Linked DNA regions of Homo sapiens: region 2 is linked to region 1. A link is a loop called in an ENCODE intact Hi-C map of the cell type or tissue named here. Cell type or tissue: IMR-90. All regions are shown on one strand. Links, peaks and the distances in the headings refer to the core of each region. The heading gives the core; the rest is flanking DNA.

Region 1 (15,246 bases), core at 799-8,798:
ATTCTTTCATGAGCGTGGGTTGGGGTGAGGAGACTGAGGCACCTCCCTACCAGCCCTGCAGCTCCCCAGAGAAGATGAATTTATCAGTCTTAGAAACAGGATAAACTTCATACAAATGTGAAATTGAGTTGAAATGTAAGCCACAGAGCCTTTTAGTTCTGCAACAGTTTAAACACCATCATTTTCACACCAAAAGAAACCAAAATCACCTGTCTCATGGAGTGACCTATCCTAACGTCCCATGTCCCACCCAATAAAGCCAGCAGTTCAGCCTTGCCTTGGATGATAGCCTTGGTGACCTGGCCCCTACCCTACCTTCTGGCCCAACTTCCTTCCTTAGCACCCCCTGCAGCCTTTAGTGGGAGCTCCAGGGACACCAAATGGTTTGCCCTTCTGCAGACATGACACTCCCTCTAAGCCCCCAGGTTCCTCTGCATATTCTGTGTCCCTTGCCTGGAATGTCCTCCCTTGCAAGTGCCTGTCCAACTCCCTAAGTCCCGGCCTGGATTTCACTTCCCCTGTTAATCTGTCCCCAGAGAGCAGGGCAAACCTTCCTGTCTTCTCTCACAGCTCTGAGCGCAGCCACCTTGCAGCTCGGTGGGTGGCTGTCCAGCTCTGGCCACAGATGCAGGGCTTCCTGGGGGCCTGGCTGGGCCTCTCATCCCTGCCTTACTCTTGGCACAGAGGGGGTGTTCATGTTTGTCAATTGAACAAATGAGTTGGGCCAAGGAGAAAATCGGGGCCCCTGTGTCTTCTAGGGTCTCCCAGGCCCAGAGGCTGGAATGTAAAAGGACCTAAGGAGAGGAGGTCCCCTCGTGGCCTTTCTTCACACAAACGTCGGGCTTGAGCTTGAGGCAAACTGTTTTTCCCAGAGAAAGCTGGCAGTACCAGCCGCAAGCCATGGTCATTTGAGTGGCAGCCCCCAAGTTTGCAGATTTGTCCCTGCTTCCCCAGAGACACCCCTCCATCCCCACTCTGCAGGCCACTCCCACTCAGAGGCTCTCCCTTGGGGTGAGGCTTTGGAGCTTGCTTGGGAAAAGTCCCACTTACCTCTCTGTGGCTGAAGGGCCCTTGGGCCTCACTCAATAGCAGGTCCTTCCCACGGGCTGCCAGCTCCTTGAGGATTAGGTGCTCCTCCAGGGCCGTCTGCAGGCGCCAGGGGAGGGAGGCCAGGGTGTCCCTGTGGACAGTCACCTGCACCAGTGCATAGGCCTTCCGCGGCCGCCTCACCACTTCAATGTGCTCCCGCGCCACCGGCATCTCCAGCCGCTCCAGGGTGTCTCGCAGCAGGCAGGCAAGCACCGGCACTGAGAACTGGGGGTTCAGATGGCCCACATAGAGAGTGTGCGCCGAGGGAGCCTCCTCGAGGTCAGAGTACTCCGTCAGGGACTGCTCTGCGGGTAGCTCCGGCAGGGACTCCTCACCCCAGGACTCCATGAAGGGCTCTGACACCTGTGTTTGCACTGATCTCTTCATGGGGGTCATGGGAAGGCTCTCCCTGGGAAGGGGTTCCAGGATTCCTCACTGCTGGCTGCTTCTCCCAGGGTCTGTGTTCTCAGTGTGGCTTAAGGGCTCCCAGAGGACTCAGGGAGTGTCCCGGCTCCTGGGAGGTACACAGATTGGCAGAGACTGGGCAGGGCCAGAGAGAGGGAGGGCAGAGGGCAAGCAGGAAAGGGCCTGCCACCCACCTGAGGCCTAGGATGAGAAAGCAGAGTCACGTGGACTGAGCAAGACACAGGGCCTGTGGGAAGACGGGATCTGCCCAAAAAGTGGCAGAAGGGACCAGAACTCAGGTCTCTGAGAGCTCCACCATTTCAGTGGCCCCAGGGGTCCTGTCTTCCCTCCCCAACCCACAGGCTAGGGGCCTCCTAGGTACCCTCAGGGTTTCCTGCCTACCAGTTCACTCCTGCCTCCAGGCAACAGAGAAAACCTTTACACAGGGCCTCCTGGAGAGGAGGCCTTAACCCAGGACTCTGAGGACTGGCTGGTGGCCCCATTGCAGCTTCTCTGCCTGCTCTAAAACCCCATGTGAGGCCATCGGGGGCTCTGAAACTAGGCAGCGCTGGGGCAGAGGCTTTTAGAGCAGAGGATCTCACGCTTTTTGGCACACTGATGAAAGCTATGGCCTCTCAGAAAAATGGCCTTTGCATATAAACATAACTTAAGGTGGCTCCTAGACCCTAAGAACTAGTCTAGACTGAGTCCTCCATTTTTGGTCCAGAGAGCAGAGGTCAACAGGGCAGAACGAGGGTTAGAGTTGGGGCCCTAGTGCCCCCGCCCCAAGTCCAGGGAGCCTCTGTCCTGAGCTGTGCACATATGTGCACACACCAGCCCCTCTACTGCTCCCCACACACCCAGCCTGCATCTTCTCAAATGGAATCCTTGAGGCAGTTGGCCTGGGGGCATTCAGGTCAAACAGGAAGAGGAGGAGAGGAGAGGCCTATGACCTTCATGTCCTGGTGGCTCCCGCGGGAGCATGGGAGGTGCCTGCCCTGAGCTCCCATAGCCTCCCGACCCCTGGCCGGTAGCTCTCAGGGAACTTGGAGGCTTGGCACAGGGACGGCCAGAACCAGGGTTATAGGAAGTGGGCGGGGCCTGCACAGCTACCTCTGTGATCTCATGAGGTTCAACAATGCCTTCTTGGCCAGCCACAGGCAGGCTGGGTGCGGGAAATCAAACAGGAAAACTCAGCTCCCTGTGGGTCCCACCACACACTGGAAGCAGACCCAGCGGCCCACCCACCATGCAGCTTGGCTGTGGGACACACTTCCCCACTTAGTGATGTCTCTTCAGGCCCCAGTTCCCATGCAGGTCACCTCTTGCCACCTCTTTCAGCGCTGCTGCCTAAAGCCTCCACCTCCCTCTTTAGTCAGTCACCAATCCCAGGCTCTACTGAGTACTGACAGGGCCCAGCTGCTCCCAAGATGGAGCAGGAGGCACATGGTAGGCTCCAGGGCTCCCCCTGACGCCAGGCCCTTCTCTGTGCTGGAGACAGAGGCTGCTGTCCAGAAGAGCCCTGAAAAATAGGTCAGGCGTAGCTATCTATCTCTTTGGGAAGATGAGGTTGTTACCTGCTGTTGGAGAAACCAAGACGTGGGTGACACACAGTCTTTATCAGCACAGGACTGACCAGTGCTCATCATTCTGCAGAAGGCTGGCAGCGCTTGCCCACACTGCTTCTGGAAGCCCCAATTGGGGGCAGTAAGGATGGTGCCACAGTTAGATGCTTCAACTAAGAAAGCTGTTTGACAGCGTAGAGAAGCTGCCTTCCTTGAAAGCAGCCTTTCTGAAGATGTTACCAAATGTTTGTTTCCTAGGGGGTGAGGCAGTAGTTTGGGTAGAGCACTCAAGAAAAGAGGCTATGGTGTGCGGGGAAGAGAGGGGCGCAGGCCTCAACTGGTGGCAGTGCGAGGCTCTGGGGAGAGTGCATTCGGTGCCCTCTCCTTGCCCGCCCGGGCAGCAGCCAGGTTGGGCTCGGCTTTGTGTCCACAGCTCTTAGGGTTAGAGAATGACGGCTCCAAGCTCCCCCTGCCTCACCCCCTCTCCCTCAAGCCTTTCTTGCCTCTGTCATCCATGAGGTGCCCTCACAGCAACTGAGGCTATAGCTGTTTTGAGATGGCCAACTCAAGTCGTGTTGAACTGTGCAGAAATAGCTGTCCGGGAGAAGCACCTTGACAGACGAAACACCTGAACATGACCAGAGGCGTTCTCCCTACTTACCTAGAGGCCTTGCTATTGGGTGGCTGTTCTGCATGAAATTTCCCAAATTGACTTGAGTGCAGCAACTTTCCCCACTCTTCCTGGCAGTCTCTTTAAGCCACTGCATCACATATTTCTCTGGCGCCTTTAACAGCCTTCTGTGAGCTGAATCAGTTCTACTTCTTTTTGGAGATGGGGGTAAAAATTGTCTTTCATGGTAAGCACTAAACACATTTATGAACCATCTTTTAAATACATAAATATAAGATAACAAGGTTATTTACGGTGTCTCTGGCTCTCTAGTATTAGGTAATAGTATTAGAAAGTATAGGTGCTCTGCAGGCAGCTTGGAGTGGTGGGTTCCCAGTGGGGGGATAAGCAGCCCCGTTAACCCTCTTGCTGGATGTCTGTGACCTCACTGACAAACCTCATCTTGAACTGAAGGAAAAAACCCTAGAATTTAAGCCTCTTTATGAATGTGAGGTGGGGCCCAAAGATGAGGGGCAGAGAGCTGAGCCGCTGTGGATGGCCTCTTTTCATGTTATCTGGACAGTGTCCACTGGGTGGCCCACATGGCCACAATCCCTGAACCCACAGCAGGCATGCCATCCCCTCTTCCCCACAGCTCCCACTTCACAATCTGCTGTTTGCCCAGGAAGGCCAGTCAAGGGGCAGAGGGATAGGGAAGAGGAATGAGCCCAGCCAGGTGCAGGAGAGAACAAGGATGATCAAGAAGAGCGAACTCTGGGGAGCAGAGTTACAAACATAGCTTTCCAGGTCCTGGGACCCACATCACTCCAGCCTCCCTTGGTCTCAAGCCCTCCCCTAGCGTGCTGCCTCCAGCCTGTAGATCCCCACCTGGCTCTGACAGGGCCCAGCCCCAGTTACTGCAGAGTATCTCTGACTTGAGTGGCTCCAGCCTAGTGTCTGTGCCCTGGGTACTGTGGGCTGCCAGCCTCTGTGAGCACCTGCAGTGGCTTTGGCACTGTAGGCACAGAGCCGCAGTTCTGATGCTTGGCTGTGACTGCCTCTGGGCTGAAGGCTGGAAGCTGTGGCTCTGCCCTGACGGAATGTGGTGGCAAGACCATGTCCAGTGACTCAGGGTACTTAGGTAAAGAGGCTGCAAAAAGCTGAGGGCTGCTGAGGGGAGAAGTGTTGGGACCCTCTTCTCAAGGTTTCCCACACTTTTTGTTTTGGTGGTAAAGAAGGAGGGATGATTCACCTTCAGGCTCTTGCCAACGAGGGAGTGTGGCACCAGTGTGAGGGCCGGAACAGTGTCCATTTGGCCCACCATTGCTACACCTCAGGGATCAATCTTAAGGAGTCCCATAAGACCCCCACAAAGAGTGTCTGGACAATGCAGTCCACGGCCAGCAGGCAGGGTGGAGCCACGGCTGGGGAGGGCGGAGTGTTCCAGAAAAATGCCCCACACTCCCATGGATTCGGCCTTAGGTGGGGCCTAGATCTCTGTTACCTCCCAAAGTGTTTGGTGTTTCCCTCCTGAGCTCAGCACAAAGTCAGTGTCATCTCCCTGTCCCCCCATTGAGGGTGAGCACATGAAGCTGATGCCATGAGACCTCTGGCACCTGTGCCTTTCCACCTGGTGGGCTACTGGACTGCTGGGGTTCACGGAGTGGCCTCTCCAACACTGCAGCATGTGTGCACTGGGTCTGAGGCCCGTTCGAGTGCTTTTAATGATTCTGGGTCACTATTAGAAGGCTTTTGGCTTTTGAAACAATTTCCAAAGTTGAGGGGTTTTTTTCTTTCTTAAACAACATTTAATTTTGACCCCAGAGGTTATGGCAGCGTGAATCATCCTCTCCTTTCCTGCAGAACTTGACATTTGGTTACCTTTCTAGTTCTTTTTGTCTGGAAACCAGATAAAAGTATGTTAGCTGTTTCAGTGCAACATTACTTATGGTAAGCATGATTCCTAATTGTAAATTATCAGCACTTGGAGTTTTCTGTGTGAACTATAAACACTTGTTAAAAAGCCATAAGGTTGGGCGTCCTATGTGGAATGACTCAATTGGGTATGTGGCTTATGGGGTCCCTGAAAGCTATGCCTATTGAGTTGTTCAAAGAGATATGAGCTCCTTTGGGGAATGATGCCTCTAAGCCACAGTGAACCAACCCCCTTCTCCCTGATGTGTCTCATTCCCTTGTACCTGAGCTGTCACCTGGGCAACCAAGGAGAATAACTCCTGATGACCAGAGGCTCTGTGAGGACTGCCCTCCTCCCCTGAAGAGGGCTGCTTCCCGCTGCCCTGCAGCCAGGCCATTTCTGTTTGACAGTCTTCAAAGTTAATGACATGCCCAGTGTAGCCTGCAGGGGTCTGGAGTCTGAATGGTAGCTGGATCTGAGACAAAGGCCCACGGGAGAGAGTTGCAGGCAGCAGGACATGTACCCCTTAACAGCTATGGAATTAACCTCTCTAAGCACCTGTAAGATAGGGAAACAGTAGTTATACTATAGGACTGTTGTGAGGTTTCAGTGGGATAGTGTAGAAAAACAACTCAGCACAATGAGTTCTCACAACAATGCTCAGTAGGAAGTTACATACTCTTGGCGAAGAGGGTAAGGTGGGGTGGGTGCCCAGCTTTGCAGCATGTCTGGCCTGCCTACATATGCCAGTGTCACCTTTAGTCCCTGTGTCTTGAGGGTCACATCTAGAAGTTTGTTGTTAGGGTTCAGCAAGGTGCTCATTGGGAATACCCTGAATGAACAGCACAGTCTACAAGATCCCAGTGTTGGCCGGGTGCGGTGGCTCAGGCCTGTAATCCCAGCACTTTGCGAGGCCAAGGCAGGCGGATCACTTGAGGTCAGGAGTTCGAGACCAGCCTGGCCAAGATGGTGAAACTCTACTAAAACTACAAAAAATTAGCCAGGCATGGTGGCGTGTGCCTGTAGTCGCAGCTACTTGGGAGGCTGAGGCATGAGAATCACTTGAACTCGGGAGGCGGAGGTTGCAGGGAGCCGAGATCGTGCCACTGCACTCCAGCCTGGGCGACAGAGACACTGTCAAAAAAAAAAAAAAAACCCCAGTGTCAAGGAGTTGGTAGAAAATGAGGGCCTCAACTTGTTTGGCAGCCTTGACCCTGACTGTTTCACAGTGACCATGGTTAGAACCTCACAGTGGCCAAGTAGAAAATATATTCTAAGTAAGTTATGATATTGGAACTTGTCACTGGTGAAAGCTTGAAGGGCCTTCACAAGTCTCCTCATGCAAATACCCCATAGCCAGATGGGCCCAAAGAAAGGAAATGACCCACCCAAAGCTTCCTGGCACATAGGTGGGCTGGCTAGAACCTCAGCCTTGCAGTCAAATGTCTGCTTTGGCACTTCCTGCCTGTGTGACCTGAGCTTAAGTTTCCTTATCCATAAAATGGGTTTGTTGTGAAGAGTAAGTGAGATAGTTCTAATTCATGTAAGCAGCTCATGTGGCACACAGTGATATAAGTGTTGGTGGTGGTTATTATCAGGTTATACTGCACTGACCTGCTGCTCCCCTATGCCTTCTCTTCCTCCTGCAAACCCTATACTCCAATTATAAACACGACGTGTGGCCCTGGAGTTGTGTGCCTGGCCCCTGGTCAGCACAAGGGGTACAGTGCAGGCCTGACCTGGCTGTGCTGGCCTGCATCTTTCCCCACCCTATATGGGTGAGGATATGCCCAGCCACTGAGGCTCCTAGGAGTTGCTGATGTAAGATTGCTCCCTCCTGCTCTGGCTTTGCATAGCTGCTGTGCTTACTACTGTCTAGCTGCACCAGAGCAAAGCCCTTTGAGGGTGGAGACTGGATTCACATACTGACTTTCCAAGGGGCCTGTGTGATGCTGGGGCTCTGGTGGACATTCGGAAGACCACCTGTTCTTTAGGGACTGCTGGAATTAGAAGGACGCTTAGGAATCATTTTTTCCAAGCTCTCCATTTTATTTATTTGAGACAGGGTCTCAAATTGTCACCTAGGCTGGAGTACAGTGGTGCGAACACGGCTCACTGCAGCCTCGATCTCCTAGGCTCAAGCCATCCCCTCACCTCAGCTCCCCAAGCAGCTGGGACTACAGGTGTGCGCCACCACAGCAGGCTAATTTTTGTATTTTTTTTTTGTAGAGCTGGGGTTTCACCATGTTGCCCAGGCTGGTCTCAAACTCCTGAGCTCAAGAGATCCTCCCACCTTGGCGTCCCAAAGTGCTGGGATTACAGGCATGAGCCAGCGTGCTCGGCCTCGTTTTATGTATGAGAAAACTAAGACCAAGAGAAGGGGAATGACTGGTCCAATGAATGCGTAGTGATTTGGCTGTTAACTGATTAAAAAGACACTGGTATCTATATTGGTTTTTATTTATAAACAGATTGACATAAAATAAGTCCAGATGGCAGCGTGAGTAGCTGTGCTGCTGACTTGCTTACAAGGAAGCCTGTGGACAGGCGAGTGGGTGGAACCGACTCCAGCCTGGAAAACCTGCCCTCCCATCCCCCTTAGCGCCTTCTTGGCCTTCCGGCCTGATTTTCTTCGACAGCAGTTCTGGCCAGGGCAAGGAGCTGTGGTGGGGGCAGTATAAGCCAGGGACTCCCTTCCCACAGATGAGGCCTAGGGCTGCAAAAGGGCCCCGTGAAGAGAGGAGAAGGTGACAGGGATCCTTCTCCTCCCCATATGGAGTGATGTGGTCAAGGCTTTATGGGTCTCTCCACCTCAAAGAGAAAGTGCCCTAGGGTAGTGTCCTCTGAAGAGGGGCCACGCCTATCTGCAGAGGGCCTCTCTGGGACCAAAGCAGGGCAGTCTCCCTCCTCCTGAAACCCAGTGTCTAGTGTGGGAGGAGTATTAACTACAGGGTTTGCCCAAGTGCCAGAAACAATAAATTAACAATAAGATCTTTTTGTAAAAAAGGTAGAGGTTTGCACCACGAGTTTGGATTCAGGGGAATCTGGTGAGAAGGTACGAGCTGTGGGGCGATGGGGTGCCACAGCAAGACCAGGACAGAGTTGGCCTTTTCCTCCATCACGTGGAAGGCATTCAGCCTAAACTCCTGGTGAGAGGCCAGCCAGGGTTGAGAAATAAATAGAGGGACCTTAGAGCCCCGGCAGAGCTGAGGGAAGAGCAGCACCAGCCCTGGACCCCCACTCTCCCTCCTCAGTCCTTCATGGAAGGACTTATCATGGCAGCTGTGGCTAGGAGTGGTGGCTCCACACAGCCTCTTGGAGTCCTGAGGTGGCCCGGAACCCCACTGAGGTGCCTGGGGTGGGCTGATGCCCCTCATTCCTAGAAGAATGCCCCCACCTGCTGCCACTTGGTTGTCTAGGCTGCCTCTCCTGGTTCAGAACTTGCCCTGCTTCAGCCGGTCAATGTGGTAGGAGAGCTTGAGTGCAGGCCCCAGCTTCAGGCCCATGTACTTCATCATCATGTCACTGCGCAGCAGCAGCAGGGCCTTGCCATCGATCTCCTGGGGGGTGGGGAGGTGGGCAGAAGTGGAAGGGAGGCACCATCAGAGTCCTGGTTGGTCTGACCACCCCAGGTTCTGATTATAGGCCATCCTGGGAAGTGCCCGCCACATGGAGTCCAGTTCACCTGCTGTGATGCTGAAGCCTACCTGTTCTCCTCAGCCTTTGTCTCTAAGCATCCCTCCTCCCCAAACATCTCGTATTGTCCCCACCAGGTGAGGCTCTCCACACAGGTTCCTACTGAGAGGTCAGGCAGCAGCACCTACGTGTTTGCGAAACAGGTCAGCGTGGGGTCCAAGCTGAGGATCAGCTTCCCGGACAAACTGCATCACATCCTCGACTGTCCATGAGGAGGGGTCCCGGCCACTCAGTCGAGAGGCATCGCGGCTCTCCAGGTATCGGTCCGACCCTGCAGGACAGGAGGGCACCTACCATAAAGGGCGGGGACTGGTTTGTAAATCCCCACCACTCTCCTTGGCACATCTCAGTGGCCTTCTAGGTGATGCTCACAGTAGTGCCAGACGATGAGCTGAGGAACTGGAGATAGCTGGGGGAGGGAAGCATTTCTTCACAAAGGGAAAGCCAAATCTTTGTTTTTTAAGGGTAGATCTGATTTTTGGAAATGGCCAGAAGAAATTTTGCATTGAGGCTATGATTCAGCCCAAACCTGAGACAGTGGTACCAACATGGTAAGGGGACTATTTGGGTGTCTGGGGGGCCTGGTGAGTGGGGCTGTTTTTGCCTTGGCTCTGGGGGACCATTTCTAGAGAGACTGGTAGCCTGGTAAGATTAGAGACAAATCCTTGGCACGTGGGCAAAAAATACCCTGGATTCTTTTCCAAGGCCTGGAGAATAGGTGACCTCATTACAGCCTGATACACTAAGGCAGAAGCTGGTTTTTTGGTTTCTTTGAGATGGAGTCTCGCTCTGTCACCCAGGGGCTGGAGTGCAGTGGCGCCATCTCAGCTCACTGCAACTTCTGCCTCCCAGGTTCAAGCAATTGTCCTGCCTCAGCCTCCTGAGTAGTTGGGATTACAGGCATGCAGTAATTTTTGTATTATTAGTAGAGACGGGGTTTCACCATGTTGGCCTGGCTGGTCTTGAATTCCTGACCTCAAGTGATCTGCCTGCCGTGGCCTCCCAAAGTGCTGGGATTACAGGCGTGAACCACCGCGCCCAGCCACAAAAGTTTTTGCTTTGGCTGCCAGGAATCTCAATGTTAATTTAGTGTTTTGCTTGGAGCTTTCATCTCAATTTTGACTCAGATATAACGCCTCCTGTTTCCCCTGTGGGATTTGGGATCTCTGTATTTTGACTATCATCTGTCAGAGATCTTTTACATGTTTTATTCTCTCTGCTTGGAATCTGTCCCCTTCTCTCCCTTCAATTTTTAATTTTCTTTGGGCAAACTTCAACTTAACTAAGCAGGTCTCGGCTTCAAGGATCAGTTCCTTTATGAAACTTTTCTGGTCAAATACTGAAATAAATGGTCTCACAAAGTATTTAGTATATTCTTGGTTACAGATCATTCTGTACCATTTTCCCCCATCACACCATGCTAGTAATCTCTATTCTCCATGAAGCAGTAAAGGAACCTTTAAAAAGCAATAATTAGGATGGGCATCATGGCTCATGCCTATAATCCCAGCACTTTGGGATGCTGACATGGGAGGATTGCTTGAGCCCAGGAGTTCAAGACCAGCTTGGGCAACAAAGCAAGAACCCCATCTCTACAAAAAATTTTTAAAAATTAGCTGGTATGGTGGCACATGCTTGCAGTCCTAGCTACTCAGAAGGCTGAGGCAGGAGATCATTTGATCCCAGGAGTTCCAGGCTGCAGTGAGCTGTGAGCGCCATTGCAGTCCAGCCTGGGTGACAGAGCGAGACCCTGTCTCAAAAAAAACAAAAACAAAAACAAAAAGAGCAGTAATTGAACCATGTCAACCCCTTCTAAAAACTCAATGCAGTGGCCTCCCTTTGCATATGAAATGAAATCTGAACTCCTTCCTGTGCTTGCCAGCATCTATGAGGTACTCCATCAGCTCAGCCTTCCTACCTTCGGCCTCATTTCACTCTGCAGCCCCTGCCCGCAACTTACCCCTTACTCGCCGTGCTTCAAACACACTAGCCTTCTTTCTGCTTCTTGAATAAGTCAAGCATTTATCCTCTGACATGCAATTTCCTGGGTCTGGAATGTTCTTTTCCCAAATCTTTTCATGCCTGACTCCTTCTCAACATTTGGTTCTTACCTCAAATATTGATTCCACAGAGAGGCCTTCCCTGATCTCCTAGTAAAAATGCTCAATTCCCCGCACAGTTCTCTACAATCCAATTACCCTAGTTTCCCCCTACCCCCACACAGTACATATCGTTACCTAAAATAATTTCATGGACTCATTTATTTTATGTTTCTTATCTGTCTCCTCCCTATACAATATAAGCTCTCTCTTGTTCCTTGCTATGTTGCTGACACATAAAAGAGTGCCTGGTCTGCCACAGTAGATGTTCGAACACATCTGTTAGATAAATAATGATCACAGATAATAGTTACTTGTATATTTTTCTTTCTCTCCAACCAGACTATGTCTCTATTGAGGCAGGGTCCTTGCCTTGCTCACGTCTGTATCTACAGCATCCAGAGGTGCCTTGTTGCAAACTATCAAGTGGCAGAGCTAACACACACCTGTACACTGAGTGCAGTGGCTCACGCTGTAATCCCAGCACTTTGGGTGGCCAAGGCAGGAGGATCGCTTGAGGCCGGGAGTTTGAGACCAGCCTGGGCAACATTGCGAGACCCTGTCTCTACAAAACAAGTAAAAAAATCAGCTGGGTGTGGTGGTATGCACCAATAGTCCCAGCTACTCAGGAAGCTGAGGTGTGAGGATGGCTTTAGTCCAGGAATTCAAGGTTAACAGTGAGCTATGATCATACCACTGCACTCCAGCCTGGGTGACAGAGTAAGATCCTGTCTCAAAAACAAACAATAAACAAACAACCACCCCCCTCCCCCACCGCCACCACACACACACACCTGTTAAAGTAAAAGGGCCTAATATTTAACTCTCTCCGGCAAAGGCTAAGAATCTCCTCCCATTTGCCTTCATTCTGGGTCCCGGGCCTAAAAAGTCAAAGTACACTTTGTCTGGCCTGGCCTAGTCCAGCCCCTTTTGGAGCAGAGATTCTAGCATATTGTCTTTTCAAGCTTATAGTTGGGCACTGGGGAGAGGTATGCTAGAGCCAGCAGGGGCTGCTTAGAGTCACAGAAATCCCAGTGGCTTTTTGGAGGTGTTAACAGATGGAAAGTTGGAGGGGGCTCTGTGAGCCAGTCACTTCTCCCTGTCTTAAAAGTCTACTGTGATGCTAAGAGAGAAACCAAGTGCAGAGAGGCTCTGGAGAACAGAGAGAAGATATGGGGAGAGAGTGTATATGCAAGAATGTGTCTTTCTTGGACCACCTTAGATAATTCCTCTAATCAGAGGCTAGATACCATATATACATACATACATGATATTATACACACATATATATGATAGTATATATAAATACACACATGCTACTGACTGAATATGTATCCCCTCAACATTCCCATGTTGAAATCCTACCCCTCCCTACCCACATGATAATATATATTAGGAGGTAGGACCTCTGGGCAGAGCCCTCATGAATGAGATTAGTACTCTCATCAAACACGGTGCAGAGAGCTCCCTTGCCCCTTTGGCTGTGCGAGGTTACAGTGAGAAGATGGCTGTCTATGAACCAGGAAGTGGGTCCTCATCAGACACCAAATCTGCTGGTGCCTTGATCTTGGACTTCCCAGTCTTCAGGACTGTGAGAAATAAATTACTGTTTATAAGCCACCCAGTTCATGGTACTTTGTTAGAGCAGCCCAAATGGACTAAGACGACCCACATATTTAATACTACTATATATTTATATGCTTGTCTGTCAGCCTACTCCCATTAGAATATAAACTCCATGAGGGCAGGTGGTAGGAAGTTGCTAATTTATATGGTGATTAGGAGAGATGTCTCCGAAATGATGAAATTTGAGCAAAGACCTTGAGGCAGAAGAGCAAATAGCACATGTAGGATTTAGCAGGAAGGCCAATGTATCAGAACAAAGTGAATGAGGGAGAAAGTGGTGTGAAATAACACTAAGAGGCATGGATGTGTGTGTTGAGGAAGAGGAGGGAAGTGGCAGTGAAGATAACAGAGGACCCTGTACACCATGGAAAACCACTGGCTTTTCTGAGTGAAATAGGTAGGTTTTGAGCACAGGAGTTACATGAACCAACTTGCAATAAGAAGGATCACTCTCATTGTCTATGTTGGTAACAGACTTCAGGGGGACATGGAGAGGCCAGTTAAGAAGGAGGCTACTGGCCAGGCATGGTGGATCATGCCTGTAATCGCAGCACTTTGGGAGGCCGAGGTGGGCAAATCACGAGGTCAGGAGTTCAAGGCCAGCCTGGCCAACATGGTGAAACCCCGTCTCTACTAAAAATACAAAAAATTAGCAGGGCGTAGTGGCAGGCACCTGTAATCCCAGCTACTCGGGAGGCTGAGGCAGGAGAATTGCTTGAACCCAAGAGGCGGAGGTTGCAGTGAGCCGAGATTGCGCCACTGCATTCCAGCCTGGGCGACAGAGTGAGACTCTGTCTCAAAAAAAAAAAAAAAAAGACAGAGGCTATTAGGCCAGGCACAGTGGCTCATGCCTATAATCCCAGCACTCTGGGAGGCTGAGGCAGGCAGACTGCTTGAGCCCAGGAATTTGAGACCAGCCTGGGCAACATGGTGAAACTCTGTCTCTGCAAAAAATTAGCTAGGTGTGGTGGTGCATGCCTGCAGTCCCAACTACTTGGAAGGTAGCTTGAGAGGAAGATCGCTTGAGCCCAGGAGGCTGAGGTTGCAATGAGCCATGATTGAGCCACTGTACTCCAGCCTGGGTGACACAGTGAGAGACACTATTAAAAAAAAAAAAAGGAGGCCATTATGATAAGCCAGGCAAGAGACCACTGTGGCATGAACTACCAGGGTGGCAGTGGTAAAAAGGTGACCTGATATATCAACAATATTCTATAAAGAACCCCCACCATTGTCAACTCATTTGACCTTTAAAATAGCCCTTGAAGGAGGCGTTATCACCATCTTTAGTTCAGAGGGGAGGGGTGAAAAGAGAGAGGAAGTGACTTGCCCTGTCTTTTCCTATTCCCTCTGCAGACAGCCTATGGCAAAGCTCTCCCCATCGCCCCTCAATGTGTACGGCTGGCACTTACTCTTCAAGGAGGGCTTGTTGTCTCAGTCTGAGCATGACTAAGGCAGTTGAGGCACATCCACAAGAGGCCAACTAACAAGCTCATGCCTAATCATCCTGGTTAATGCAGTAAGAGAGGAAACAGACTCAACATCCAAATTCTTTAAGACAAATAATTCTAGGGCCAGCCGAATGAATCTTTTCATAGCCTTATGAAGACCATCAGGCTGTAAAGAGATTTATACAATGACCTGGCAGACAGACTCATGGTGGGTTTCCAAGGAAAATTGGAGATGCTTAGGGAACAACAGTACCATCTGAGGCCAGTGCCAGGAGGGCAGCCTATCACAAAGTACTCTTCTCAGAAACAGGGCCTTGGGGAAGATAAAAATAACAGTAACTCCCCTCATACCTGGGGAACGATTTAGTTTCCAAAATGATTCCATATCCCTTCTTTCATTTGATCCTTTTAACACTCCTGTGGAAAGACCAGGTTGGTGTCACCATCTCCAGTTTGCACATGAGGAACATTCTGCATATGAGGAAGACCTGAGAGGTGAGATGACTGACTCAAGTCTCAAAGCAAGGGAGCCGAGGCTAGAATCAGCGCTCAGCTCTGCCTCTCTACTTGAGAGCCCTTTAGATTCCATTTTGCTGCCCTGCTCGGGTTGGGGTGGGGGGAGGGGCACCACAGGCTTCTTCCCATGATTCAGCCTTCCTGAAAGCTCTCTCCGCTGAGGTGACTTTTTTTCTTTTCTTTTCTTTTTTTTTTTTTGAGACGGAGTCTCACTCTGTCCCCCAGGCTGGAGTGCAGTGGCGTGATCTCGGCTCACTGCAAACTCGGCCTCCTG
Region 2 (15,246 bases), core at 4,504-12,503, 410 kb after region 1:
GTGTGTGTCTGTGTGTGGTATGTCTGTGTGGTGTGTGTACATGTGTGTTGTGTGTGTTATGTGCGTGTGTGTGGTATGTATGACGTATAGCTATGTGTGGTATGTGTGGTATGTGTGGTGTGTGTGGTGTGTGTGTGCATGTGTGTTGTGTATGTGTGGGTGTGTGGTGTGGTGTATATCTATGTGTAGTAAGTGTGGTGTGTGTGTCTGTGTGTGGTGTGTCTGTGCATGTGTTGTGTGTGTGGTGTGATGTATATGTGTGGTGTGTGTGTCTGTGTGTGGTGTGTCTGTGTGTATTATGTTATGTATGTTGTGTGTGTGGTGGGTGTGGTGTGGTGTGTGTGTGCATGTGTATTGTGTGTGTGATGTGGTGTATCTGCATGTGTTGTGTGTGTGGTGTGGTGTATATCTATGTGTGGTAGGTGTGGTGTGTGTGTCTGTGTGTGTCTGTGTGTGGCGTGTCTGTGCATGTGTGGTGTGGGTGTGTGTGGTGTTTGGTGTGGTGTATAGATATGTGTGGTGTGTGTGTGCATGTGTGTTATGTGTGTATGTGTGGTATGTATGCATGCATGTATGTATGTGTGTGCATGTATGTGTGTGTATGTGTGTATATGTTTGCGTGAATATATATCTGTGTATGCAGGCATGTGTTTGTATATGTTTGTGCAAGCGTGTGTGCTAGTATGTGTGTGTGCACTTGCTGTGTACATATGTGTATGTGTGTTTGTGTGCATGTGTGTGTGCATATGTGTATATGTGTTGGTGTATATGCGTGTGTATGTGTGTGTATGTGTATATGTGTCTATATTGTGTTTATGTATGTGTGTATTTGTGTATGTGTTTGTGTATATGTGTATGTATATAGGTGTGTGTATAGATGTGTGTATGCATATGTATATGTCTGTGTATATGTGCATGTATTGTACATATGCATATGTGTATACGTGTATGTGTGTAGGTGTTTGTATATTTGTGTGTTTGTATATGTGTCTGTATTGCATCTGTGTATGTGTGTGTATATGTGTGTCTGTGTATGTGTGTGTGTGTATTGTGTATGTGCATGTATGTATATAGCTATATGTATAGGTAGCTATATGTTTATGTATATAGCTGTGTGTATAGATTGTGTATGCACATGTATATGTCTGTGTATATGTGTGTAGGTATATGTGTATAAATGTGTGCGTATGTGGGTGTGGGTGTATGTGTGTGTATGTGTGTGTATGTGTGTGCTAGCAGGGGATATGCTGAGCAGGGAAACATGACAAGGACCTGGCAGCAGTCCCAAGGGGTGATAGTGGTGGCCTGGATTCTGGTGGGCTGGGGGTGAGGAGCGGATGGATTCCGAGAGTTCGGAGGGGCTTGGGCAGGACTGGGTGGTGGTTTGGAAGTGAGTTCGGAGGGGCTTGGGCAGGACTGGGTGGTGGTTTGGATGTGAGTTGGGAGGGGCTTGGGCAGGACTGGGTGGTGGTTTGGATGTGAGTTCAGAGGGGCTTGGGCAGGACTGGGTGGTGGTTTGCATGTGAGTTCGGAGGGGCTTGGGCAGGACTGGGTGGTAGTTTGGATGTGAGTTGGGAGGGGCTTGGACAGGACTGGGTGGTGGTTTGGATGTGAGTTGGGAGGGGCTTGGGCAGGACTGGGTGGTGGTTTGGATGTAGGAGGTGGGCAGGAGGAGGCAGCAAGTGTCTGCTGTGGGAACCCGGGTAGTTGACGGGGGCTCATTCTCTGAGGTGGGAGAGAGGAGCAGACGGGGAAGGCAGTGAGTTCAGCCCTGTACCCGACATGTGGGGCAGAGCTCCTGCTTTCTGGGGGTTCTGTGGCCTTCTCTGAGTGACGCCCACACATGCACATACACACCTACTTCCCCCAGTGCACCTGGGCTATTCCCCAGCTTGGCAGCTGATGGGAAGAATCAGAAAGGGTCTGGAGGGCAGTGGCTGCATCCTGCTTCAGCCCGAGCTCTACCTTGACCAGTAAGTCCTGAGCCCCGGCCATTTCCGGGCTGTCCCCGGGCCTGGTGGGAGGAGGAAGACATGGCCACCATTCTATTAGAGGCCTGGCTGTGGCCAAGCTCTCTGAGGGACAGGAGCCTGTAGCACTGGACTTGGTGGCCCAAGCCCCCGCCACCGGTGGACAGACGTGTACCTCAGAATCCAGAACTCAGGTCCCAGCACTCTGTTCTAGCATTTGAGGCAGCCTCATCCTAAAGCCTGGAGTCCCTCCTCACCTCAGCCTTGGGCCCCTCTGGCTGGATCGCAGGGTGCTAGCGTCTTCCTCTTGGCAGAAGGCCAATGGAACCCCAAGAGGCGCTCTCTCTGCCCCCTCTTTTCAGCCTCTCTAAGTGTCCCTCCTCCATGCCCACTGCAGAGCAGCCCCCGTCTGATTTGCTGGGTCATCCTTGTCCCCTTGGAGCCTCAGTTTCCTCACCTGTCCATGGCAGAGCCATAGTGGGGGAAGTCCCCATGATGAGGAAGGGGCACATTCCTCAGAACAGGGGCATCTCTTGTCCTCCTGTCGGGGTCCCTGCCTGCAGTGTGGGGGGCCGCCTATGAGAAGGCTCTGTGGGCCCCTCCTCTGGGGCCCTCCCTGGCAGGCGGCCAGCAGTTCTTCTAGGCTGAATGAGTTATTTTGAAGCCAATGTGGGAGGTGGATTAATGAGCAGTTGGCTCTGGAACTGTGATCGGTGCCAGCCCCCAGCTCCCACCCTTGTGCCCACTGGCTCTGGAAATGCCACCGAGCATGGGCCTCCCTCCCCAGGGCTGAGCAGCAAGAGGCAGGCTAGGAGGCCCACTGTCCTGTCTCACCCATCTCCCATCCTCAGGCCTCCGGGGCAGGAAGGGGCGTGTGGTGGTTCTTCTCAGGTCAAGCCGAGCTCCTAGCGGGCCATCCTTGAGAGTCCCCAGCAGGACTTCGAGGCCCCTCCGAGGCTGCCCCAGTTCTCTGCTCTGGGCACAGTGCGTTGGTTGTCCAACATTCCTGTGAATCTTTAGCAGCAACAAAAGTTCGGAGCCCTTGCCTGCCACAGCCAGCCGCATTCCAAGAGGGACATGCAGCTGGGGTTCCTGCTCCCATTTAGCACATGAGGAGCAGGCGCAGCCAGTCACACAGCCAGGGGGTGGGGGAGTCCAGGAACCCATCTCCTGTGCGTGCCCGTCTACCATGACGCTCCCTCAAGCCACAAATGCTCCCTCCTCCCTCTCTCTCCCCGCCTCCCCGTCCTCCTCCTCTCACTCCTTCCTCTGTGGCCCTCATGCTTGCTCTGTCCCCCTTCTGATGACCCCAAATCCTTTCCACCCTCTTCCCAGGGTTTCCTCCCCATTGGGCCATGACCTCCACAAAAGCAGTGGCACAACAGACCCATCTCAGTCACCCCAGCATCCAGCACAGGGCTGGTCACAGCAGCATCCACAACTGTCCACTGTCCACTGAGTGACCAAGTGAATGAATGTGTGCAGCCCAGTGCGACCCGGAGCTCCCTTCCAAGCAATCTGTTCCTCCGGCTTGCATGCCTCTGGCTGTGGGAAGCTCACTTCCTTATGAAGAATCCGTTTCCACCTTTAGATGGTTCTGTCCATCTGGAAGGCTGGCCTTATGGTGAGCTGGAAGCTGCCCCTCTGGAGCTGCCCACATGAGCCACACAGAACAGACCTGCTGTCTTTCCCCACTTCATCCTTTCATCAAAACCCCACTGCTTTGTGCTCCAGGCTGAGCGGTGGAGATCTGGCTCCTGCCCACTAGCCTGGGTCACCACATCCCGGCCCCTGGCTTCTTTGCTGTTTCTCGTGCACATCATGCCTGATTCCCCGCCCAGCACCTTTGCACCCCTAGTCTTGGTGGGCCCCTTCTCCTCCATCAAATCTCCGCCCAAACATGTCCTCTCCAGCGGAAGTCAGCCCTTCCCTTGTTCTGTTGCGTCCTCCTGTTTATTTCCTTCACTTGCCAGCTCATCTCAGCTTAGCTCATCTTACTTCCTTAATTTGCAGTCTTTATTTCCAGCCACCATGAGAACAGAAGGTCTCTGGAGTGGGGACCTCATCTCTAACCCTGGAGCCTTCCACAGGGCCTGGTACACAGGCATTAATAACTGTGTGCCCAATGACATCATCCCCATCCCCATCACCATTCTCTTCATAGAGGCAGAAGAGCCATGAAGCGGCTAAAAACCAGGCCTCTGGGCCATACTGTCGGGCGCTGGGGCTGAATCCGGGACTCAACCAGTGTTTCCAAGCAGCCTCAGAGATAGAAGCAGGCAGGGCTGAGAACGCTGATTCCCCACTGCTCAAGCAGGCATCTTGATTTTGCCCAGAATTTAGGCTTTTTCTCTTAAATCTTTCTCATTCCCCTGTAAACACAGAATCCCTTCAGGATCTGCAGGGGAAAGGAAATTCATGTATAATGAACATCTCCTGTGTGCCTCGTGAGTTTGTTTGCTCTTCCTAACAACCCCATGATTGAAGCCCCTGCTTTACACATGAGGAGCCTGAGGCTCCTCAGAGAGGCTGATGCACTTGTTCAAGGACACACAGCTGGGAGAGATGAACCTGGGACTGCACCTCAGTGCTGTGCGACCCCAGGATCTTGGGGTTTGGAACTGGAGGAGTTCTGTGGAAGTTGGAGCCAGCATGTTCTGTAGAGCCAGAAACAGGCTTTGGCTGCCCCTGAAGCCTGATCCAAAGGTAGCGAGTTCCTCCACTGGAGGATACCAACAACATGCCGAGTAAGCTACCACGAAGCCTGTGCAGTTGACACGTGTTGGCTCCGTTCCAACAACTTTAGGAGGAGGGAACCATGCTCAGCCCTATTTACCCTGAAGAAATGAAGACTGAGAAGTCAGTGGAAGGCTCTGGGACAGAGTGGAATGAATATGCAGTGGAAGTAGTCATTACAGCAGTTCCAATGCGTGCGTCACTGCTTACGTGGGACACCGCAGTGGTGTAGCCAACCCTGGGCTCAGGGTGCTGCAAACAACACTCCACTTAATGTTTACAGCAACCCAAGGAAAGCCAGTGCCATTATTGTAGCCATTCTCCAGATGTAGAAATGGGTTCAGAAAGGTTAAGTAATTTGCACAAGGTTACACAGCTTGTCAGTGGCAAAAAAATGACAGTCACATGACCGACTTCAAGCCCCACGAGAAATCCCCAGCCGATGGGGCTGCTGCTTCTGAGATGAAGCAACTGTGAGCCTCTGTCAGGGTCAGGAGCCCCAGTCCTCTTTCTAGGGCCACTTGTGACGTCCCCATCCTTGTGGGCCTCAGCAGAAGGGAGAGTATCCCTGGGGATGTCCTCTGGCCATTTCAAGGACAAATTGTAGAAGGCTCTCGGTTTGAGGGGCCATCTTTCCTGTGACCGTCTCTGGCTCTCACAGGTGCAAAGAATCACCCTTTCAAGAGGGTCTTTGGATCTAGAACCTTCCACACTCCTCTCCCATCTGATCAGCCATACCACTCTGAAAAAGCAATCTGAAGGAAATATTTTAAAATTTGAGAACAGCTTTTGGCACAAAGGTATGCATCACAGCTTTGTGCAGAATAGCAGGAAACAATTTTCAGATTGTGAGCCATGGGATCAGCCTCTTGGAGGAGAAAGAACTTAGAATGAAAGGGAAATGCTCATGAAATCTTACATGTACTGAGCAGGAGACGACAGAGCACCATCTAAAGCACAGGGGTAAGCAAAGGAACAAAAGGATGTCAGCGAATGTCGAGGACGCTTGGGGTGAGACAGAGCTGGGGACTTTTCTATGTTTTTTCCTTATTGTCATATTTACCAAGTTTATTTAAACAAGCATTACTTTTATAGTGGGTCAGTGGGGAGAGAGATAGAGAGACCTCTATTTTATGCAACTAAAACCGAAACTGCTTCTGGATGCAGACAAGAACCAGGTGTGCCACCATGGCCAGGGTGCAGGCTCTCCCACTGCCAGATCCTGTGAGGCTGACAGATGTTGAATTTTCTAATGCTGCCCTTCTCTGAGGAACACTGGACATCTCAGTTAAAAATGTTGTACCTGGGTTGCCAGAAATTCTTTCCAAAGCACTTACAGTCTTACCTCAGGCTTGGCTGTGGGGCGTCTTGGCAGTTCTTTTGCCTGCAACTCTTGCACGTATTTTCCAAAGCACAGAATCGTTTTTAGTGGAAGTAGTAGCTTTCCCCTATAGGATCTTCAGCGCAAGGGCTGGGGAAAAGGTGGGCAGTGGGTGTGGCATTTCAGCTGGCTGATGTCCATATTCACATGAAGGGAGTTCATCTGATCCAATGGGCTTGACCAGGGAATTTAATTATTATTTGGGTGTACCAGGGCTGAGGGCCCTTTCCAAGCCAGGCCAAGTCTGCAATGTCCCCTGTGGCCAGGGGAGCCCCGAAGGTCCAGAGACCAAGGAAGGAGCCCAGAGCAGGCCAGGGTAGCCCCTGGTCCTGGGTCTCTTGTGCCCCCAGATGCTGTTTCTCCCCAGCTGGAGCTGGTCTGCTGAGGGCCTTCAGGAATCCTCCAGGGGTGCCCAGCACATCAAGAGAGCATCTCACTCTGGGCGCCTGTGTCCTTAATCTTCATGGGACCATGCCCGTGAGAAGGTGGAGGACCCTTCAGCACAGCCGCTGCCTGCCCCTGGGTGGGGGCTGATCCTGAGGGTGGGTCTTTGGAATGGAGCAAGTAGAGGTGAGGAGTGAGGGGGAAGGGGGTGTGCTCTATCCTGTGCTTTGTGATGAACTCCTAGCCCCATCCGAGGGAGGTGAAAACTGAGGCTTGGTACAAGAGACTTTCCCAAGATCATCCAATCTGCAGCAGAGCCAGAAACCCAGGACATGAGGTTTCTCAGGGGGCATCAGGACCCCCAAGTGCTCACTGTGGAAGGTTCTTCCAAAGCCTCCTTCTGGTCCTAGATGGGCCCATCATAGAGAAGGAATAGTGAGTCAGCTCTAGGCAGTGTGTACACTGGAAAGAACATGGGCTCTGGAATCAGATAAACTCGGTTTCTACTGTGTGATCTTGGGTAAGTCACTTAACGTCTCTGAGCCTTCCATTTTCTGTAGCTGGACACCAATACCAACCTCATGGGGTTAGTTTGAAGCAAAGGAGCTTTCCTGGGAATGACAGGGAAAGAGAAGTCATTGACACCAGGGGATACTCAGCCGGTCTCAATGCAGGACAGATGCTCCCAGGACACACCAGCGGGAGGTGCCCCCTGCCGGGGTCTGGAGGGCAGGACCAGCATGCCTCCTCCCCTGAAACCTCTGCGCCTGACATTGCCTGGCACGAGGCAGGGGCTTGATAAGTGTCCGCTGGTCAAATGGAGCGGATCTGGCAAGGGGCCAGCCCCATTCCTGGTGTTCTCCCTGCCTTCCTGGCTCTGGAGCCCCCTCCTGCTCCGAAGGCTCCGCTCTGCCATAAGCCAGGTCCCTACCCTGCCCTGTGTGGCTCAGGAGACGTGGACATCCCCGAGCTGGTCCAGATGCCTGCACCCCTGCTTTGCTCCTGGGGGAGGACTTTGCCTGTTTCTCATGGACGCTTACACCGTGCCAGAGGCTGGGCCTCACCTGCACGATCCCGTTAATGCCTCGCAACCCCACAGGGCAAGCGCCTTGAGGATCTTCACTCTACAGAGGTGGCAGCTGGAGCTTTGGAGGAAAGGAGTTGCTGCTGCGGACTGAATTGTGCCCCTGCTGCCCCCACATTCATATATGGAAGCTCTAACCCTCTATGTGACTATATGTGGGACGCGGTCTTTAGGAGGTAATGAAGGTAAAATGAGGTCATAATCCCACAGGACCGCGGCCTTATAACAAGAGGAAGAGGGACCGGAACGCTCTCTCCATGTGAGTGTACAGGGCAGGCCAGGAGGAGGGCCCGCTCCAGAAATGGCCCCGCGCCAGGCTGCCCAGCCGCCACCGCTGGGAGAAATGAGTTTCTGTTGCGAGCTGCCAAGTCTGCAGTACTGTGTTATGGCCGGGGCTGACCGTCACTCACCCAAGGTCACACAGAGAGGAGCAACCAGGATTCAAGCTCAGTCTGTTCTTGAGAACTCAGGCCTGTTCATGACCCCACAGTGGGTCTCCTGTGCTAGGGCTGTGCCTCAGTAGCCGGGTCTGTGGAGTGGGTGGCTTTTTTCTGCCCTGCTCCAGGGTCATGAAGCCTGAGTAACCTCTGACTCACCTCAGGCTCGGCAGGCTCCCTGCTGGCCATGGGGCCATTTCTGCTGCTGCAGCGCCCCCTGCTGGCCCAGACCACGTCTGCCTTGTGCCTGTCCCCTGGAGTTCGTTCCCCTCCCTCCAGATCTGGCTCTCCAAGCCCTGCCCCTTCCGTGCCATCCCTCAGGTTCTGCAGGGCACTGGCCACTTCTGCACAGCCAGGCCTTCCCACCCTACCCCCGAGATTCACACAGCAGGGTCCACTCCCTCCCAGGCTTGGCTTCCCCAGGCTGAGGGCTGGGCATTGGCACCCTTCCACAGACCACATGAGTCAGCTCCCTCCCCACCCAACAAGGCCAGTGCTGGCTCTGTCTGAGGTCCCTTTGTTCAGGTCTCTTCTGAAGAAAGGCACCAGAGGCTCCAGCTCTGGCCATAATGCCCCAGATGAAGCTTGACAGGAGAACTGGACACAACAGGCCAGGTGGGGATGGGACGCCTGGATACTGCCTTGGGCCTGAGTGGGCAGGGAAGAGGCAAAGATATGCTATCGTGGATCCTAGGCTGGCTACAAGGCTCTCAGATGCCAACCCACCTCCCTCCTGTCCTTTTACACTCCCTGGGCCCCCTGCCCCCTGCAGCCCAGGGCCCCTCACTGCCTCCTCCACCAGCTGCTCACTGAACCCCTTGCAGCTCTTGGAGAGGGCAAGCTGAGATTCTGGAGCCAGAAACTCCTGGGTCCTTTTCTACACTAACTCACTTTGTGACCGTCTTCTCTCTTGGCCTTCATTTCCTCAACTGTGCAATGGGAGCAGTGCACCCCTCTTGGGTGTGAAGGGCCCAGCAGAGGGCCCAGTGCAAAGCTGGCATCAGTGCATGTTTGTGCGATGGGCAGACGGGTTGGGGGGGTCAGTAGCCTTGACTACAGGGACAGGGACTCTGCTCACCTCCAGGCTGTCTTCCTTGCCTTTCTTTCCTTGAAGGGAGTGGTTCCCTCTGAGTGCCTATGCTAATGAGCTCCCTGCAGCCCCATCTGCATAAGGAGCTTCTGACTCGGTTTCTCTGGGTCAAGCTCAGGCCATGGAGGCATCTTAAGGTCAGCTTCAGGTGGGAAAAGTAGGTAGGGGTGTTGGGAGGCAGATCCAGTTCCAATCTTGATTTCACCAAGTTCTTATCGAAGAAACTCCTGGAAAACTGTTTTCCATTGTCTGAGCCTCAGTTTCATCTTCTGGAAAATGGAGCAATGACACCCTGTTAAAGGAGCTCCATGAGAAGGTGCAACTCAGAGTAGGTACCTCGTGCCCACACCCACCACAGTCTGGGTTGCATCTACACTTGCCCTCTCACCTCTCGGTCCCTAACTCCTCTGAGCTGCAGTAGCTCAAAAGCAGCTCAAACTCAGCTTATCTCACCCTCAGCTCCTTACCCCACCCTAGTAACTGCCCACCCTCCACTCACTGCACAGACCAGAAACCCAGGTGGGGTTTCCTTGATTCCTTTCTCTCCCTCAACTCCTTCCCTAGTCCCCAGACCCACAGCCCCAGAAGATTCCATCCTCACACACTCCTGCTGCCTCCTTCCTTGACTGCCCACTGGACTGGTGCAGGAGCCTGTTGGCGGTTCCCACATTCGTCTAGCTCCTTTCCAACCCTTTCCCCACACTGCAGCTAATGACTTTATCAGGCTCACATGTGGTTCCTTGCTGAAAATCCTGCAGGGGCTTCTCAGTGCTTTTAGGAGGAAGAACACATGTCTCTGCTGGAGGTCCTGCATTATCTGGGCCCTATGACGACCCCGTTAGATTTCAGGGCGCCTTCCCCTCACTTGGAGGTCCAGCCATCCTGGACTTCCTTTGTTGACCTTTCCCTCTGTCTGGAGTGTTCTTTCCCATCCCACCTCATTGCCTGGTTGCCACCTACTCACTCTCCAAATCTCAGCCCAGGCACAGCATCTCTAGAGAGGCTTGTCCTGAGCCCCCGGCAGGGTTGAATGCCTCTGCTGCAAGCTCCTGGCAGTCTGCGGCCTCTTCTTTGGGCCCTTTCTTGGTTATTACTAAACAAACCTTTGGGTGACCCTATGGCAGTCTTCTCTGTCCCACAGACCGCAAGCTCCCTGAGAACAGGGTTGCCTCTGTGCCTGCTTGCCTTGGCAGCTCCAATCCCTGCAGAGAATTTGGGATGAAACAGATGCTTGATAAATATGGTCATATCCTCCTTGAACCCCTGGAGGCGTTCATTCTATGTCCTGAGTTTTGCACAAGATGTTCAGGCTGATTATTGGTTGGAGAGCTCACGATGTGGTGGAAAGAATCTTAGTCTGGGATTTCTGGGATTCAGGAGTCTTGAGTTCTAGCCCTGGTTCTGCTGTGTGACTCTGGGCAAATCACTGCCCCTCTCTGAGTCTGTGTTCTCACCATAACATCAAGGGGCTGTATTGTGCAAGATCAGAGCAATCTCTTCCAATCGGATTGGTACAGGAAAATTTCTTGAATAAGACAGGGCCTGTGCAGGGTCTTGAAATAAGAGCAGGACTGAGTGAGGTGGAGAAGGAAAGGCATTCCAGATGGGAGGAACAGCATGAGCAAAGGTGTGAATTCCATGTGTGGCTGGATGGAGGGTGGGAGGTGAGGCCCGGGTGAGCAGGAATGGTGGGGAGCAGGGACTGAACTCCCCTTCCCAAAGTCCTCTGGGGCCCCCAGCTGACTAGGATCCCAGTCCCAGCTCTGAGAATGGCTGGTTCAACCTGAAGCTGCCTTAATTGCAAGGCCCCTCAATTATCCACCCCACCCAGCACCTCCCGCCTCTGGCGTGGTGGGTTAATTTCTGGCTCTCCAGAGTTGTCCTGTTAATAGTCTTGTCTTCCTGTAACCGACAGCTCCCTCATCAGATAGCGGCAAGGACGAGTCCTCCCGGGGGGAACCAGAGGCTCCTGCCTGCCGCCCTCTATGGCTAGGGAGATGGCGTCACCGCCCAGGAATGCTGCACCCAGGCCCCCTCCCCATTCCCAGCAGCTTATCTAGTCTGGAATCTTGTGTCTGGCTTTGTCATCTCCTGCCCTGTGCCGCCCCCTGCCACCCTCAGCCCACACAGTGTCCCCTAGAGCCGGCTCCTGTGGGGTTTTGGGTTAAAAGCCTGCCAAGATTGGTTTCTTGGTGCCTCGTTGGGCCAGGTCTGGAGCTCTGGCTTCTGGGGGTGAGGCTGGGTGCCGGCATCCTGGCTGAGGGATGGGTTGAGAGGCAGCAGTTCATGTGCAGGATACTGCAGGCTGGATTAGCAGGCTAAGATTGGGATGGGTGGGAACTTTTCCTGCCAGAAAGAGCCCGGGTCCCTGAAACAGTGGGGACTACGGGATGGGAAGCAGGGATTTCATCCTGAACAATCAGCCCACCCAGTGGGCCCAGCATCGAAGCAGTGGGGAGAGACTGGGTGGGTGAGATCAGCCAAGTGTTTGCAGCAGGTGCTGAGTCCTGGGGTAAGGTTTGCCCCTTGTGGTCACCTAAAATGAAGTGCCCATCAAAGGCAAGACTTCAAAGGCCACTGGTGCCAGAGAACAGAATTAAGGGCAGAAGGAATTCAAGGACTGTTTTTAATGGTACCAGACAGCTTAAAGAAAGGAAATGCGATGAAAAATCCCTAGAGCCTTAGCCCAAGGCATGGACCCAAACTCGAGAACTTTCTACGGTCTGGAAAAAGAATCTCATCTCCTATCAAGGCAGGGCAGACACGACCAAACACCAGATGCCTACTTTGATCTGGTGGGTTGCTGAGTTACAATATTAGTTGAATTCCCAAACTTTGCAGGGTTTTTACATAAATATCAGGAATTAATCCAGAAGAGGTGAGAGTTGAGAATCAGAATGAGGTAGACAGGATGGTGCACTCAGAGACCCAGACTTCCAAGCCCTACAGAGTGTCCCATGCTGGCCAAGCTGGCCCTTCTCCCCTCTTAAAGGGGTTGTTCTAGCTCCAGTCAAGATTCCTTGCCTAAGGGTATTCATTTGCAAGGCAGAAAACAACACTCCCTGCTTGTGCTTCCAGGCTTGTGACTAGATCAGATTCCAGCATGTTCCTGTTGACCAATTATAAAGACAAACTTTGGAGGAGAAAGTTTACTTACCAACAGAATTACAAGACTTTACTAACTTGTCTTGGCAAAATCCTGGGCATACCACATGCGGATGGTTTATCAGAAGGAATATCATTTTAGATCTGATGTCAGGAATTAATCCAGAAGAGGTGAGAGTTGAGAATCAGAATGAGGGCAGACAGGATGGTGCACTCAGAGACCCAGACTTCCAAGCTCTACAGAGTGTCCCGTGCTGGCCAAGCTGGCCCTTCTCCGCTCTTAAAGGGGCTGTTTCAGCTCAAGTCAAGACTCCTTGCCTAAGGGTGTTCATTTGCAAGGGGGAAAACCATAGAAAGTTCCCGGGTTTGGGTCCATGCCTTGAGGTAAGGACCTAGGGATTTTTCATCCCTGTTTTCTTTCTTTAGGCTGTCTGGTGCCATTAAAAACAGACATTTCAATTCACAGTTCTAGAATTCCTTCTGCCCTCAATTCTGTTCTATGGCACCAGTGGCCTTAATTTCTTGATGTCAATGAGCCTGTCTGAGCTGTGGATTCAATATGCTGGATTCAAAACTCCCAGGAGCTGGGAGAGATTTCTTGATGTAAGAAATTCAGGAGAAAGATGTCCTCCTATCCCAAACCCTGACCCTTAAGAGACCCCAGAAGTTACTCCCTTGTCTAAGACCTTATACATTATCATTGAGGAGGGGAGTGCCAACCTCTTTGAACCCCTCTGCCCCACCCAAAGGCTGTTCTCTGTGTATTAGGCATGCTGGTGGTAGTTGCCATTGTTAAATAAACCCCTTATATCAATGGAAAATAAGCCATTACAATAAAAAATGTCAGACCCTCACCCCACTCGATATGTCGTACCAGGCTGGGCACAGTGGATCGTGCCTGTAATCCCAACAGTTTGGGAGGCCGAAGTGGGAGGATTGCTTGAACCCAGGAGGTTGAGAGCAGCCTGGGCAATGTAGGGAGACCCCATCTCTACAAAAAAAAATAGAATCATAAAAATTAGTCAGGCATGATGGCATGTGCCTGTAATCCTAGCTACTTGGGAGGCTGAGGCAGGAGGATCACCTGAGCCCAGAAGGTTGAGGCTACAGTGAACTGTGATTGAGCTACTGTACTCCAGCCTGGGTGACAGAGTGAGACTCTGTCTAAAAAAAAAAAAAAAAAAAAAAAAAATTCGGAACCTGGATCCCTTGAATGGAGTGGTCAGCGTTGAGGAAACACTATCTAATAATATAATTTAGTTCCTTAAACCTTCTCTTGTTCCTCTCCAAAAGGACCTGTGGCCATATTTCAGAATAACAGTGTACTGGCGAAGATCCTAGATCTCTTGAAAATTAACCCTGAATTAATGCTAATTTCTAAAGACCCAGATTACCCAGAGATTTACCAATGAGAGTGGGGGTTTACAGGGATCAGATGCTGAATGGAATGTTGATCTGAGTCTGCTCCCTGAGAGGCAGCAGTACTATCAGTGGGTACTTCCCCAGGTTCTCAGTACAGAGTTAGAATAGATACTCTCCGGATTGGCAGATTTACTGCATGGTTCCCTGACCCATAGAGCAAGGACAGGCCAAGGGAAAGCCACTATAGGTTCCCAAATCACATCAAAATAGTAAGTCAAGGGCACTAATGCATATTAAACAGAACCACAAAGATAACATGACTGTGAAAGAAACATGCAGGGATTGTGCTTCCAGTTAACTTTCTAGTTTGGCCAGCGTGTAAATTGGATGAGTCTTGAAAAATGAAAATGGATGATTATAATTAATCAGGTGGTGATTCCAATTATAGTTCCACAATGTTCCAAAAGCGGTCTCATGATTGGAACAAATTAATGTAGATTTGACACCCAGAAACTATTTTCCCTCCTATATCCTGATCACCAGAGAACATCAGAACTACTTTATTTTCTCATGGCAGGGACAAACAACAGCACACCTGCCATCTTGCCTCAGGGCTGAGTCAACTCTCCAACTCTATGCCATAAGTTAGTTCATGGGGACCTTGATCATTTCATCTTTTTATAGGCATCACACTGGTGCAGTACACTGGTGATGTCATGCTGATAGGTCCTAGAGATCATAAAACAGCAGGTACCTTGAAATACAATTGTTTTCCAGAATGAGGGAGGAACAGCCTGTGAAAATACAGGGGTCTCAGTTAAGTTTGTGGACATAATGTCTTAGGAAATTCAGAATATTCCCTTCAAAACGAGGAACAAATAAATGAAGGTTGTTGAACTTTGCATCCCCGACCACTAAAAGGCATATCACTGGGTGGGCTATTCTAGATTTTAGAGGCAACATATACCACATATGTGTCTGCTACTTCAAACTATTTCCTGAGCAATCAAAAGTGTCTTGCTTTGAATGGGGTCAGAGCTGGCTAAGACTCCAAACCAAGTCCTTAGGATCCATTAGATTCAATGGTGCTCGAAGAGTCTGTGGCAGACTGTGATGCTGCACGGAGCCTTTGGCAAGGCAAGATAGGAGAACCGCAGTAAAGGCCCTTCATTTTTGGAGCAAGGCCATGGCTTCTTTGGCAAATAACCATTCACCTTTTGAGAAACAGTTCCTGGCTTGCCCCTTGGCACTGTCAGAGGCTAAGCATCTGACCATAGACTACAAGGTAACCATTTAATCCAAGCTACCCGCTATGTCGTCTGACCCACCTAGCCATTAAACTGAGCATGCCCAGCAACGCCCCTCTCTCAAGTGGAAATGGTATAAATGGGTCTGGCCCTGGGCACATCCTGAAAGCACAGGTACATTGCATGAGCAAGTGGTTCACTCTTCCAGCATGCTGTGGCTTTCTCAGCCTACATTTGTGCTCACAGAAATGCCCTATAGCCAACTTATCGAAGAGAAAAAATTCTGAGCCTGGTTTACAAAGGACTCTGCATGGTATGCTGGCACCAGCTGGAAGCAAGACCTTGTGATATTATAACCCCATTTAGAGTATCCCTGAAGGACAGAGTAGGGAAATCCTCACACTGGGTAGTACTTTGAGTGTTATATTTTACTCTCTTGATCTGGAAGAG

Evidence for each region. A loop is a pair of places that touch in the nucleus more often than their neighbours do. Peaks named below come from ENCODE experiments on the same cell type or tissue, not always from the same donor. Only the 100,000 strongest peaks of a DNase experiment are listed, where the experiment ranks them.
Region 2: a loop joins it to region 1, with 7 times the contacts of the local background. A loop is called at or near these places in 4 of 110 quality-filtered maps.

Annotation. Positions count from the first base shown.
Region 1 is chr1:41,019,176-41,034,421 of GRCh38, forward strand. It overlaps SLFNL1 (schlafen like 1), which reads right to left and starts at 2,550. Exons shown (of 6, transcript NM_144990.4): 1 at 2,448-2,550; 2 at 1,689-1,695; 3 at 1,051-1,603. The coding sequence starts at 1,485. SCMH1 (Scm polycomb group protein homolog 1) reads right to left here. Exons shown (of 16, transcript NM_001394311.1): 14 at 14,808-14,873; 15 at 9,409-9,551; 16 at 8,027-9,144. The coding sequence ends at 9,019. It overlaps SLFNL1-AS1 (SLFNL1 antisense RNA 1), which reads left to right. Exons shown (of 4, transcript NR_037868.1): 2 at 9,358-9,537. RefSeq lists an enhancer at 7,690-8,608 and a silencer at 13,068-13,268. In IMR-90, for the core only: CTCF peaks have their summits at 2,945 and 4,271 (motif pointing right); no DNase peak of the experiment used is centred there.
Region 2 is chr1:41,424,695-41,439,940 of GRCh38, forward strand. It overlaps LOC105378678 (a long non-coding RNA gene), which reads left to right and starts at 1,687. Exons shown (of 6, transcript XR_007066029.1): 1 at 1,687-3,594; 2 at 3,984-8,607. RefSeq lists a silencer at 3,208-3,398 and enhancers at 7,946-8,055, 8,743-9,374, 9,473-10,257. In IMR-90, for the core only: a CTCF peak has its summit at 8,216 (motif pointing left); a DNase peak (open chromatin) is centred at 8,437; H3K27me3 peaks cover 2,826 bases.